Linked DNA regions of Homo sapiens: region 1 is linked to region 2. The links are chromatin contacts, found by Hi-C in ENCODE. All regions are on one chromosome and are shown on one strand. The core of a region is the stretch at or near the end of the contact, and the rest is flanking DNA. Distances in the headings are between cores, read along the strand shown. Region 1 has its middle 86 kb from the start of LINC01449. Region 2 overlaps SUGCT (succinyl-CoA:glutarate-CoA transferase).

What was found. A loop is a pair of places that touch in the nucleus more often than their neighbours do. Pooled maps may share reads with other maps.
Region 1: a loop to region 2 is called in a map of endothelial cell of umbilical vein, with 19 times the contacts of the local background. The contact joins two enhancer-like sites. A Hi-C loop is called at or near these places in 2 of 168 maps with a recorded cell type or tissue (chondrocyte and endothelial cell of umbilical vein) and 2 of 50 pooled maps.

The regions. Positions count from the first base shown.
Region 1 is chr7:41,184,363-41,191,647 of GRCh38, reverse strand. No RefSeq gene overlaps it. Among named protein-coding and RNA genes, the nearest start is that of LINC01449, 86 kb to the right of the region's middle. Within about 2 kb of position 2,712, at least 6 of the 41 ENCODE cell types and tissues checked have a DNase peak (open chromatin) inside an H3K27ac peak, as active enhancers do.
Region 2 is chr7:40,229,492-40,236,537 of GRCh38, reverse strand. The region is part of intron 6 of SUGCT (succinyl-CoA:glutarate-CoA transferase); the gene reads right to left. Among named protein-coding and RNA genes, the nearest start is that of SUGCT, 98 kb to the right of the region's middle. Within about 2 kb of position 2,342, at least 5 of the 41 ENCODE cell types and tissues checked have a DNase peak (open chromatin) inside an H3K27ac peak, as active enhancers do.

The DNA of each region.
Region 1 (7,285 bases), core at 1,463-3,962, 950 kb before region 2:
TTTACTCTAAAAGAAGGAAGAGTTTGCCAGCCTGGCAAGAGGGATAAAAATATTCCAGGCATCTACAGAAAACACTCCAAAGCAATATATTTTAAATTATAACACAGAGGTAGCTCTTGATCTTCACTGCCATGGGAATAATAAACCTTCCACTACACAAATTAGTATGTACTTTTAAGCATTTTTAAAAAATGAAATCAGAAATTATTTCAGAACAGCCCTGTCTTATAAGAGAACTGCCCACAGTTCTCTCTGCTTTCTTCCTTTTGGCTCAGCTGTCAAGAGCTCTCTGGAAACATAATCCTTGTTTTTCATGGAAATCTGTATTATAGTTCCCAAGATTTGGATAATCTAGTTTCAGAAGGTAGGGACCTCTTTTGGAATGATAATGTAGTGTTCTACCCCCAGTACCTACAACAGTACTAATTTTACCGAGGACCCTGCCCTCATGATGTCACTTAAACCTGATAACTTACCAAAGGCCCCATCTCCAAATACCATTGTCCTGGGGTTAGGGCTTCAATATGTGAGTTTTGAAGGGACATAATTCAATTCATAGCAGTTGGCATAGGACAGTGCTAGGCATATTACAAGTTCTTAATATATGCTTAGTGAATAAATAAATACATAAACAGAAAATGTCCAGAGATCTCTGTGTCCATTTGAAGTTGCTACGTCAACAACTGGACCCAGGAATAAAGGGTGTGCTCTAGCATCAGTGTAAGTATGGTCCCTTCGAGCCAAGAGGCAGAGAGCTCAGGAGCTGCTGAGAAGTCACAGTCACAAGGGAAGGAGACAGGAAAGGGAAGTCACATCAGGAAGGCTGAAGCCATAGCAAAGCCAGAGAGCTGGATCCCACTTCAGGGCCTACCATAGTGAAGCACTGGCTCTTCCTTCCTCTTTTCTTGGAAGCAGGGCCAGCTACATGATTGCAGGACTCAAGGCAAAATGAAAATGCAGGACTCTTGCTCAAAAAAAGAAAAAACAAAAACAAAAACAGAAAATATGCCATTAAAGATACTAAATATGAAGCCTTTTCCTTTTTTCCATGATCTCTCTTGACTTGCCATGTTGTTATTTATTTGCTATTTAATGTAGTTCTAAAGTAAAGAAAAATTAAAAGTTTTAATTATGAGCATGAATTGTACCATTGTTCAGTGCAAGTTTTAGAGGCAAATATAAGAACATGTAACTCTTCTGCCGAATCACCAAAATTACACAATTCATAAATTCACGTTCTGTACCTTGTATGCGCATATGTATTTCATTCTCACCAGAACAGTGTGAACGCCACACAACACTAACTCAACTCTTTTTTATTTCTTTATATTTGCACATTTTACCGATGCTTTCTACATTTGGCTTGTTGATGTGCTTTCTAAAAACAGAAAGAAAAAAGATCTGTAGGTTTCCCTATTTTTCCCTTTCCTTCAATGTCATCGTTTTCCATGTAATTGGTTGGTTATTACAAGGAAGTGACAGGAGTGAGAAAGGATACTTTAAGATCCCTTGGTTGTTTGTGTTTCTTAGAATGCTGTTGCCTTCTTTCTTGTTTGAACAGGAAGCATGACCACTTAGTCATAAACATGACACATTTCCCTTGTACTCGCCATGAGCCTCACTGAACTCCCACACATTGTGGGTCCACTGGAATTCTGTGTTCATGGGGCAACCAAATGCTCTAGGCAAATGGGGTGATATGGAACTTGCCTGCATGCTCCATTGTCCCCTTGGACTTTGCTTCCAAGACAGCTCAAGGTTGACAACAGGGCAGGGTGAGAAGGGCATGCAAAAGATGGTGGTGTGGGGTGGGCAGGGAAAGAAGGCCCAAGACTAAGCCAGTTGTTTGAAATTCTCTATATTCTTTCTTCATTTTGTCCATTTTTTTCTGTTTTTTTCATTTTTCAATGGAGATGGAAAGCACCCAGTTCTGCTTTCCCCCAGAATCACCCTGTTTGTAAGCAGCCTGGAATGGTCACTAGAAGCTGCTACCTTTTGCCTGTTTTCTAGCTAAGATCAGTAAGGAGAGGTGGTCTCAAGGCTGATAGAGATGGCCACTGAGGGAGCTGGCTGCTACCTGTGGTCTTATACACAAGACTTTTGCCCTCCATAGAACCACACATCTTCACTTAATGTTTTAAACTTTTTTTTTCAGGTCACATGAATTTAGGCATTAAATAAATTATTAGACTAGCAAACATCAGAACCTTTTTTTTTCTAAGAACGACAATAGAAAAGGCTCTTGTAGTTAACACTCTTAAATACAGAGGTATTTTAAATTAAAGATTTTTTTTAAAAAAGAACAGCCTTGTCTTATAAATAATAATGATTGATAATTATTCCTCAACGAAACTAAAGAAATGGTGTGTCTTCTATGCATAAAAAAACTAGTCTACTTGCACAAATATCATTAGACAAGAAATAATTTTATTATTTAAACATTATATTAAGAAAATCTTTTTAAAAAATTTTCACTATACGTTACATCACATAAAAATGTAAGGTAGCATGTGTGAACTGTTTAAAGAGCTTGTTAAAGATTCTTATAATAAGAAAGGCTGGGAAAAGTAGAGTCATATCTTATCAAAACAATCTAAGAATCTTAAGAATGCTGCTTTTCTAGTAATACATAAATATACACGAACATGAGCAAGAATCCAAGTAAAGAAACAGTTCTTATTCATAGGATTGACAGTTTTATTATTACACCAGCCTGAAATAACATATAATGGTGTGTGAGTGTGCACTGGAGTTTCTAAAAGCAGCTTTTCAGATAGGCTTAATGTGAGAAGGGTTCAACTTTCTTCTTTGAATTCTGGAGGATGGGGTCTCCTGGGGATAAAGGGGAAAAGGGGAGATAAACTTTTAATGCAATCTCTATTCTTGCCACGATTTATTTTATTTATTTGTTCAGCAATATTTATTGTGCAGTCACCACATGCCAGGCTCTGTAGATACAATGGGGACCTTGACAAATACACTCTTTGCCTTTCGGAAGCTCAGAGCACAGTCAAGAAACAGAGTATTAGCAGAGAACATTACTGGGAAACAAGGGATTTTGCAACTCTTGGTAGGGGAACCTAACACGACCACAGTGGGGAGCAGAAAAGAGCTTTAAAACTAAGAGCCCAGGGGTGTGTAAGGCATAGCCAGGTCAAGAATGGAGGAATGAAGAATGCTGAATCAGAGGGAATCCTGAGAAATTCCTTCTGGAACCTGGCTTCCTTAACTCTTATTAACCACGTGCTAAGACTCCTTTTATATGGTTGTGGGATGATTGGCTGCAATAGCACAAATTTATGGAACTAAAAAAACAAGTGTTTGGTGTAATACTGTAAGTGTTGGTTTGAATTTTGGATGCGTATGATTAATGAATGAGGCTGAATGAGACATGTAAGCCAGCTGGGCACACCTTGGTGGGGACCAATAGGAATGACAGCTACGCCTGATGGGGGCAGGAAGGGAAGCGCAGAGTTTCTTCTTTCGGCCACGCCTTCTGACTCCAGTGAATGCCTCCTTAAGGGGTGAGGAAGCTGTCAAGAAAATAAGCATATTGGCTGGCTCGGTGGCTCAAGCCTGTAATCCCAGCACTTTGGGAGGCCGAGGTGGGCGGATCACGAGGTCAGGAGATCGAGACCACCCTGGCTAACACAGCGAAACCCCGTCTCTACTAAAAATACAAAAAAATAGCCGGGCGTGGTGGCGGGCGCCTGTAGTCCCAGCTACTCAGGAGGCTGAGGCAGGAGAATGGCGTCAACCCGGGAGGCGGAGCTTGCAGTGAACTGAGATCAGACCACTGCACTCCAGCCTGGGCGACAGAGCGAGACTCTGTCTCATTAAAAAAAAAAAAAGAAAGAAAGAAAAAGAAAGTATTCATATTTATTTGGGTTAAGCCTAAACGTGTGTTTCTTGGTATTTCTTGGCGTTACAGCTAAAATAACCTAAAACACATCTGTATTGAGGTCTGTGACCCAAGTGCCAATCTGTAGCTGTCACAATAGTGTGTTCCAGGTAGGGGTAATAGCATGTGGAAAGGCCCAGAGGCGAAGGGGAGCCAACATCTTCAAGTGACAGGAAATACTTAAATAAGGGTGGGGCCCAGTGTAAGGGAGGAAGGTGAAGGGTGAGTCAGAGAGGAAAGCCAGCAAGATTTTGAGTATGGTGAGATTTTTCAACGCCGGACACGGAAAACCAGTTCATAGTTTAGACAGGGAAATGACTTGATCAGAGTTGCATTTTCAAAAGAATACTTTGGCTGCATTATGGAGGATGGACTTGAGTGAGGACAGCCTGGGAGGAAGAAGAGTTATCAAGGACAGAGATGAGAGTGGCCTAGAGTTGGAGACTGGCAGTAGGCATGGGGAGACTGTGGGATGATGAACTTAGGTGATTTACTGCGTGTGTGTGTGTGTGTGTGTATGTGTGTGTGTGTTGAAATAAAACGAAGCAAGGTTGACTCCCATATTTTCTGTTGTGAGGAGTAGGTGAATGGCTAGCATAGTCACAAAGACAAGGAATAACAAAAGAGGAGTTCATGCGTGCAGGGTTATTCCAAAGATGGCCACAACCTGGTATGTCCACTAATGTTGAAATGGAACCGAGTGTTGCCAGAATAATGATCATAGCTGTTTGAGGGGAGTGAAAATAAAACCATTTGTTAAAGAGAATAACACTGAGATAATTTTATAGCAAGAAGTGACTTTGACCCTGACTTTAGTCCTTTGCTTGTTAGCATCCATTTCCAATCCCTCTCACTACAATCATTTCCTTCTTTTCTGAGCTATAGGTGTGAGTCAAACCACTCTGAAACATAGCAGCACCTTTGAAAGAAGATGGCTGCTTCTTCCTCCGTCATAAAGCAGAGTGAACCACATGACAACTGTCTGTTCAAACAGATCTAAGAAAATAAATAAGGCTCAACCAAAAGTCACTGTAACCCATTTTATTAGTATTCTTTCTTTTTCCATACCCAACTTAAGCCTCATGTCCTGAGAAAGGATGACTTGTGCATACACCCTCTCTATCAAAAAGTATTTTTAAAGCCACTAGCAAGAAAGTGTTGTCATAACACCACTGCTAATAATAATGACAATAATTTTATCTGTCTTTATATACTGTCTATTATGTGTCAGTTATTTCATAAACGTTATTTCTGGTCCTCACATAAACCCTACAGGTTTAGCATCTCCATTTGCCAGATGTGTGAATGAGATCAAAGCTAACTGGGTCACAAAGGGAACACAGACCTTCACTTTGGTCCCCTTATCAGGGTCTAACCAATTGGCCTTTGCTTATACGACAGTAAGAGTGTGTTTTGGAATAAAATCATTTGCAGTAAATAGATGTGGGCAGTACTTTGGGTTCTGTCTTAATCTTTCCTTCTAGCCTAGGAGTTTCTATATAAAAGGCTCATTATTGTTTGGCTATAGATATATATCAATTTGTTTTTTGCACTGATGCATATGTATAATGACCTAGCAATACAAATAACCACACGGTAAATATTCATGCTATTCTGTTGATGAATTGGATTCCATTGTGTGGCTATGTCACAATTTCCTGGTCAGTGGGCAGCTTTCTTGCATGCTGTGATTTATAACCTAGGTCTTTTCATGTTGTAACATCACCAGGGCCTGATATCTATCATCCGGTCGGCAAACACTTCATAATCACCATGGCCCTGGCAATACTCATGTGGCCTCATGTAGATGCAAGATTTTTAAAAGGTAGCTGGTTGGACAGCTGTTTCCCAGTAATAACTCTATCCTATGGAAAGAGGAGGTTGGCAGTAGTTGGACACTTAGATGTCACCATCGTGGATGTTTAATCCATCAGTCTTTTCCTTTATGGTTTTCAACTTTACGGTTTTGTTAAAGAATTCTCTCCTCAGGGATTAAAGAAACATTCACCAATATTTTTTGGCCATTTTGATATTATTTTTCTAAACCAGGTAGTCAAACTTTAACATCATTAACATAAATAATATATTTGTCCGAAGTAATTTGAAAGGACACTCGAATCAAATACTGAAATAATACCGACACACACACACACACACACACACACACACACACATACTTTTTCTGAACTTTATTGTATACTATGATTCTTTTGTACTGGGCCCATATCAACACTAGAATATTTTAATTATAAACGTTCTGCCATTTAAAAAAATTATTCTGTGCTCTCCCTCCAAAATCAGTCTTAATTTTTTTCGAAATATTTCCCGGCTACAGTCTCACTTATTCTTATACATAAATATCTCTCTAAATCTCTTCCTCAACTCTAAAATAATCAATGTTTGAGTTTAGCTAATATAGATAGATAGATAGATGGATAGAGGTAGATAGATAGATAGATAGATAGATAGATAGATAGATAGATAGATACATGCATACATACATACATACATACATACATACATACATACATAGGGACAGATAGATAAACAGGCTGATAGATTTGAGGGAGAACTGATATTTTTCACTGTTAATTTTCCCATTTAGGAGCACTGTGTTCGTTTACTCAGATTTTCTTTTGTGTCACTCAGTTTTATGTTCCCAATGTTGGGAACTTGGTGAACATTAAGTATTTACTGAAAAGAGGACATTACCATATTGTGTATACTTCTCATTATATTCCTAGATATTTTGTTTTATACTTTGATTGCCTAATAAAAATATCTTTTTTTTGTATTACAGTTTTCAACTGGCTATTCCTGGTGTATAAGAAAGCTAATTACTAATTTTGGAGCATTTGGCTTGTAATCACTTAGCAGAAATGCATTACTTTGTAAAGTCATGACTGAGGCTGCGTTTCTGTTACTTTCATGCGTGCATGAGAGTTTCAGGTGCCGAATTCTAGGTTCAGAATATTTCTTTTCACAGAAAACTGCAAGCATGACTCCTACTATCTAAGGGCATTTATTGTAGCTGAGATGTCTAATTCTAACCTCACATTTTCCTCCTTTTGTTGAGTAGCTTTTTTCCTTGTTGTATACTTACAGACTTTTTTACACTATCATAAATTAAAATGCTTCACCCAAATGTGTTTATGTCCAATCCCCTTCATTGTTTTTCTTCTGGTATATCCCCAAAATCAAGTTTTCAACTAAGAAAATTTGTATCAATGATTTAATAATTTTTGCTTCTTTTTCAAGTGCCCTGTGAATAATATGAATTTCTATTACAAATATGTTTTTCTCCCGGGTATTTTCTCCTGTCTCTTATATTTTCTAGGCCATACTTATACTTTTCCTCTAAGTTACAGAAAATTTTTGATGGCT
Region 2 (7,046 bases), core at 1,093-3,592:
AGATTTGGACATAAATAAACAATAACATCAACTAAGTGATTTTTAAGATTACAAAGAGAAGGTAGAGAAGGTGTCAAATTTTTTTTTTTTTTTTTGCCATCAGAAAGAATCAACAGAACACAGGAAAGATTTTCTTCTACTCCCCTCAGTCCTGATGCTTATTGCTACATCATAAAAGTTGTATCAGGCCAGGCGTGGTGGCTCACGCCTATAATCCCAGGACTTTGGGAGGCGGGAGGATCACCTGCGGTCAAGAGTTCAAGACCAGCCTGGCCAACACAGTGAAACCCCGTCTCTACTAAAAACACAAAAATTAGCTGGGTGTGGTGGTAGGCGCCTGTAATCCCAGCTACTGGGGAGGCTGAGGCAGGAGAACTGCTTGAACCCGGGAGGCAGAGGTTACAGTGAGCCGAGATTGCACCACCGCACTGCAGCCTGGGCAACAGAGAAAGACTCTGCCTCAAAAAATAATAACAAAAATAAAAATAAATAAAGGTTGTATCAGAAGCTACATAAATTTGTCTCCAAATCCTTCATATCAAGCAGAGTGACCCAATGAAGAGCTTTCCATACACATCAGCTACTTGCTGATATTCCCTGCATATGCTGCTTTAGGAAGGCCATGAAAGGGTTGCCTGCAAGCCTTGTTTCTCCAGCCACCTGGAAGACTCTCCCTCAACCTTTTGTAAAAGAGCACCCTCATTATATATGTTGCCACAGCACTTATCACAATAGAAACACAATACCATTATTTGTTAGATTTATTTTGTCTCCTCCCTACTAAAGTGTATACTCCAGAATGTTTTTCTGTTTGGTTCACTGCTGTATCCCCAGCCTCTAGAACAGTGTTCAATAACATTTATTGAAGGAATGAATGAGTGCAAAAATATTTTATATAAAAATAATTTTTTGGCTGGATGCGGTGGCTCACGCCTATAATCCCAGCACTTTGAGAGATCAATGCAGGCAGATCACTTGAGGTCAGGAGTTTGAAACCAGCCTGGCCAACATGGTGAAACCCCGTCTCTACTGAAATTACAAAAATTAGCCAGGCGTGGTGGTGCATGCCCGTAGTCCAGCTACTTGGGAGGCTAAGACAGGAGAATCGCTTGAACCCAGGAGGTGGAGGTTGCAGTGAGCCAAGTTCATGCCACTGCACTCCAGCCTGGGCAATAGAGTGAGAGTCTGTCTCAAAAAATAAAAATAACAAAAATTTTTTTCAAAAACAATCTATAAAAAGTAAATAAATAAAACCACAAAAGTGAGTGATAATCACCAATTAATCTACCCAGATGCATTCGCCACCAGAAATGATCTTTGTCACAAATAAGAGTATGTAAAACAAACTCCACAGATAAAATTATCACTTAATATGAAGGAATTAAAATAATTCAAGATTATAATTATTGATGATTAAAAAAAGGTGTTAAAACATGTCTCTGCTTATGTTTTATCTTGGAAAATTTCAAATAAAAATAGATAGAATATATAATAAACCCATCGGTCAACTTCAATAATTATTCATGGTCAATTTTATTTCCACTATGCCTATCTTTCAATTAGAACTGTTACATGAAGAAAAAATAAAACCATTATCTTTTTCTTTTTTTTTTCTTTTTTCTTTTTTTTGAAACTGGGTCTCACTCTGTCACCCAGACCGGAGCGCAGTGGCACCGTCGGGGCTCACCGCAACCTCGACTGACTGTGTTCCAGCAATTCTCCCCCCTCAGCCTCCCCAGTAGCTGGGACTACAGGCACACACCACTACACCCAGCTAATTTTTGCATTTTGGGTAGGGATGGGATTTCACTATGTTGCCCAGGCTGGTTTTGAACTTCTGAGCTCAAGTGATCCACCAGCCTCAGTCTCCCGAAGTGCTGAGATTGGGCATGAGCTACCACGCCCGGCCACATAAAACCATACTGAAAAACCCAAACGTCTTGATTCAGGTAAATTACAGTTTTATCTCCCAATATCAATAACAAAATGTATAAATTCTTAACTATTACTTTCTCAGTCTTTAGAAGAACAAAAATGGGATATGAAGCAAATAAAGAGAAATAAACTATAAGCCAACATTCTCTGTGCAGAAATAACGCCAAGTTTTAGAGAATGAGTTCCAGGGCAGGTAGTGTGCTGCTGTAGAGGGCACCCTGGCCCGGGATTCCAGCCTTCAAAGCAATGGTTTTCAAACCACTGGTAGTCCCCAGCACAAAACAAGTCTCCAGGAACAGAAAGAAGCTGCCACCATCGGCAGGAAGGCCTGTGCACTGTGAACCACCTGTTATCTCAGCAGGAAGTCAACAAAAGAAATTAAGTTTCAGTTAACTCTAGGTTCGGAAAATCAGGTGCTTCTGGCCAGGAGCCCAAATCCCTCAAATGGGACAAACCCAGGTCCCTCACCATCAGTGCAACTCTAAAAGGACTCTTCTAAATAAAGGCCTGCAGGAAAAATTCTCTTTTTGTTCAGCTTAGAACAAGGGAGAGACACAAATATCCTAATTACTTTAAATTACAACTTCTAAGTATTTCTATTAAAGAGAAAAGGAATAGTTGCTCTCATTGGAAGCAGTAAAGTATAGGGAAAAAGGGGAGTTTTAGGATTAAAAAAAATCTGGATTCAAATTATAGTTCTGCCAACTATTAAATCTTTGACAATTCATTCAATCTTCCTAAGCCTCAATGTCTTCATCTGTAAAATGGCAATATTCACATTTATCTCATAGATTTCTTATGAGGATTTAATTTGATTAGATAACACAAGCAAAATGAATTTTATATCAAGAGCTAAATATACATAATTACTAAAGATGCATTAATCAATGTATAAATAATATATTAGCTTACCTTTTCTACAAAATGTTGAGAATAACAAAAAGAAAACTACCCTGAGGTATGTCAAATGATGACAATAGACATCTAAGCATTTAAATTATGTTGTTTAATAAACCATAAAAATTAAGATATTTTGTACGTGGAATCTTGCACTTGTTCATAATAGCGAAGAAGCTGACAATAATAATAATAAACGTGGCTCTCGCCTGTAATCCCAGCACTTTGGGAGGCCGGGGTGGGTGGATCACTAGGTCAGGAGCTCAAGACAAGCCTGTCCAACATGGTGTAACCCTGTCTCTACTAAAGATACAAAAAATTAGCCAGGCATGGTGGCGCATGCCTGTAATCCCAGCTACTTGGGAGGCTGAGGCAGGAGAATTGCTTGAACCCGGGAGGCAGAGCTTGCAGTGAGCTGAGATCGTGCCATTGCACTCCAGCCTGGGCGACAGGGCAAGACTCCATCTCAAAAATAATAATAATAATAATAATAAACATATATATTCCATAATAGGAGTCAAAAATTATTCCACATTTTCACCTTATACTTGTAACTATTTAAATACTGACTACCAGTACTATGAATAAATTTTATGAGAATAAATAAATAAAATTTTAAAGCAGAGAATGAACATCAAAATGGTATTTTACTAAGATTACTCTGTTGGTGATGTGCAGAATGAAATTATTCATTAATAATTTAATGAAGAGGTAGAAAAAATGTTAAGCCTGGGATCCAGATAGTTCCTTTAAATTTTATTTTTAGCTTTACAATTCCAAAAACAACTATGATTAAAATCTAAATTAAAGAGGAAAAATGTATGCATATCGATTCTACTTTATATTCAAGTAAAGAGCTAAGAAAAATCAGGGAAGTTATGGAAAATCAGAGAGGAATACCCAACACACATTTTCTTTCTCTTTCTCCCTCTCTTCCACTTGGTAATTCACATTCATTTTAAGGAGCAACCTCGCCATCTTGTGGCATTTATGGACACTGAAAGCAAAACGTGAATTTCTAGACGTTGGTAAAAACGTACAGGGAGGAAGCTAAGGGGAAAAGATTTATTATCTCTTAATATTTTCCCTGAGTGCCATATGATCTGGCCTGCCTACCCCATTTTTCTTCTTAATTATGTCTGACTTTGTGTTTTCCCTCTCTCCCATCAGTGCTCAACACACTGTCTTGTTAATGGTTATACTTTTGGAGGTCACAGGTCCCTTTGACAAACTGGTAAGAAGCTATGAACTCTCCTCAGAAGAAAGTAATTGAATACATGCTCATACTCTTAGAACCCCACTCATTAACCCCTGTTGCCCTGGGTTAAGAGTCAGGTTAACGACCTTCAGTAGGTCATCACTGCTCTAGGCCTGGAGAACCTCAATTATCAAAACAACTCTCCCGACAGGGATCTGTTCAAGGACAGCTTTGAGGCTTCCAAGCAACCAAGAGACTCAGGATGAGGCTTTCACTTGATAATAAAAGGAAAAAAGAGAACAAAATAAAGTATCTCTCATCTAGACTATTCCATTAGCCACCTGTTTCTGCTCTCCCTACCTCATTTTTGACTCTTGTGATCACAGTGATTGACTGATTGATTGATTGAGACAGGATCTTGTTCTATTACCCAGGCTGGAGGGTAGTGGTGTGATCTTAGCTCACTGAAGCCTCAAACTCCTGGGTTGAAGCAATCCACCTGCCTCAGCCTCCCAAGTAACTGTGACCACAGGCATGCACCACCACATCCAGCTAATTTTTAAAATTGTTTGTAGAGATGTGGTGTTGCTTTGTTGTCCAGACTAGTCTTCAACTCCTGGGCTCAAGCAATCCTCCCACCTCAGCTTCCCAAAGTAATAGGATTACAGGCATAAGCCACCACGCTCAACCATACAGTGACCTTTTGAAAAGGTAAATCAGTACACTACTTTCCTGCCTAAAGCTTTTTAAGGGCTTTCCAAGTCACTTAAAATAAACCTCCACTCTTTATCCTGGCTTAGAGGGCCCCACATGGCTTGGTTACTACCTACTCTTTGGCCTCAGCTCGTCTGTTTTCCCAATGCCCTATCTTGGGCCCTGATATTGTTTTTAGTGTTCTCCACAGCTTATTCCCAAGGTGGGGCCTTTGCACAACCTAGGATGTATTTCTCTCCAATCTTCACATGGCTTGCTACTACATCCTCCTCAGAGAAGCTTTCTCTACCACCCAATCTAACATAGACTCCTAGGAATTCTCTAGCATTTTATGATATTTTCATTCTCTCTAAAGTACTTATCACTAGTGGATACTTTTATATTTTTGATGGATATCTCTCTCCTCTAGAATGTTAGTACCCTGAGGCCTGTGACCAAGGTGACTGTTCTCTGCAATATCTTTAGCACCTAGAATTACGTCTACCAGTAACTTAGCAAAAGCATGTTTAATAAATGAGTGAATGTGAATATATAAGTCTGGGAATAAAAACAACACTTGTTACAACCGGCTATAGGACAGAGATAAACCTCTGCTCCCTCCAGTGATGTCTGAAATAACCTATTGAGGGTAGAGGACTCCTGGCAACTGAGTTTCTGAGGTTCAACTGTTGGCATTCCCCAACAGTCCATATTTGGTCCTCTCTCTTCTCATTCTCATCTCTCTAATGAATCTCATCCCTTCTAAACAAGATACTGGAAATTCCCGTATCTAGAATAACAATGACAACATTTATCAAGTTATTGTGTATTAGACACTCTGTTAGACTTTTGTCAATTATTTGTTTAATTCATATAACAACTCTATGAATTATCCCCTTTTTACAACTATAACTGAGACATGGAAAGGTTAACTAACCTACTCAAGGTCACACAAATAGGAAGTAACAGAGCTTAGATTTGAACCCAAGTCTGGGTCCTTAAATAAAAAGATGTTTATATATATTTATGCATGTATGGACATCTCCACCAGAAAGTCCAAGGGAATGCAAGCTGACAACCCCTAAGAAGAAGTTATCCCACTTAAGTCACATTCATATGCCACCAACCCAGACTGCTCCTTCTACATTCACTAATTCAAACTGAAGGAAACCTAAGGGCCATCCTGGACTCTATTCTTTTACTTCCTGCCTATATCCAATAGATCACTAATTCCTAATTATTTGACCTGCCAAGTAATTCCCAAATCCATCCAGCCTCTCATGTCCTGCGATAGCCTGCTTACCACTTCCCCTGTCTCAGTTTATTCTTCATGTGGCTACAAAAGCCTTTCGAATTTGTAATTCTAATCAAGACATTTCCTTATTGAAATTCTTACGAAATTGCCTGTAGGATAAAAATAACAGTTCCTTAGCATGACATACTGAATTGTTTGTGACCTAGCCCCCACTCACTACCTATATCTTATCTCTGGCCACCACGTGACATGCATACTTAGAATAGCCGTTCTTCAGACATGCAAACTCTTTAATTCCTCTGGGCCTCTATACATGCCATTTCACTTGTGATCCTCATCTCCATTGTTTGTCAGTTCAAGGACAGCTCAAACCTAGCACTCTTTAAGATACAGACCTGGTCAATGATAGGTTACTAGAGACAAGAAAGAAGCAGGTTTCAAAGAGGACTAAGACCTATCCTGGTAATGAGTTCAAAAACAGTGTATATTTAAAAGTAATACCATTGTTATTAGCTAGAAGGTTAAGATTAATATTCTAAGCAACTACAGAAACTCCAACAATAGACTGTTTACCTCAAAGGAGAATAAAATGCAATAAAATGTTTCATAGTAAGTAATGTAATTCTTCAAAATGTACATACATACCTGGATTCTGTTTATTTCTCTACTCATTTTCTAGTGTAGGATGTTTCTGAATTAAAATGATAGGAGGTATAAACTCCTGATGCTTTTTTTTTTTTTTTTTTTGAGACAGAGTCTTGATCTGTGACCAGGCTGGAGTGCAGTTGCACGATCTCGGCTCACTGCAGCTTCCAACTCCCAGGTTCAAGTGATTCTCCTGCCTCAGCCTCCCGAGTAGCTGGGACTACAGGCACGCAACCACCAAGCCCAGCTAATTTTTGTATTTTTAGTAGAGATGAGGTTTCACCATGTTGGCCAGGATGGTCTTGATATCTCCTGACCTCGTGATCCACTTGCCTCAGCCTCCCAAAGTGCTGAGATTACAGGTGTAAGCCACCGCACCAGGACTTTTTTTTTTTTGAGACGGGGTCTCACTCTATTGCCCAG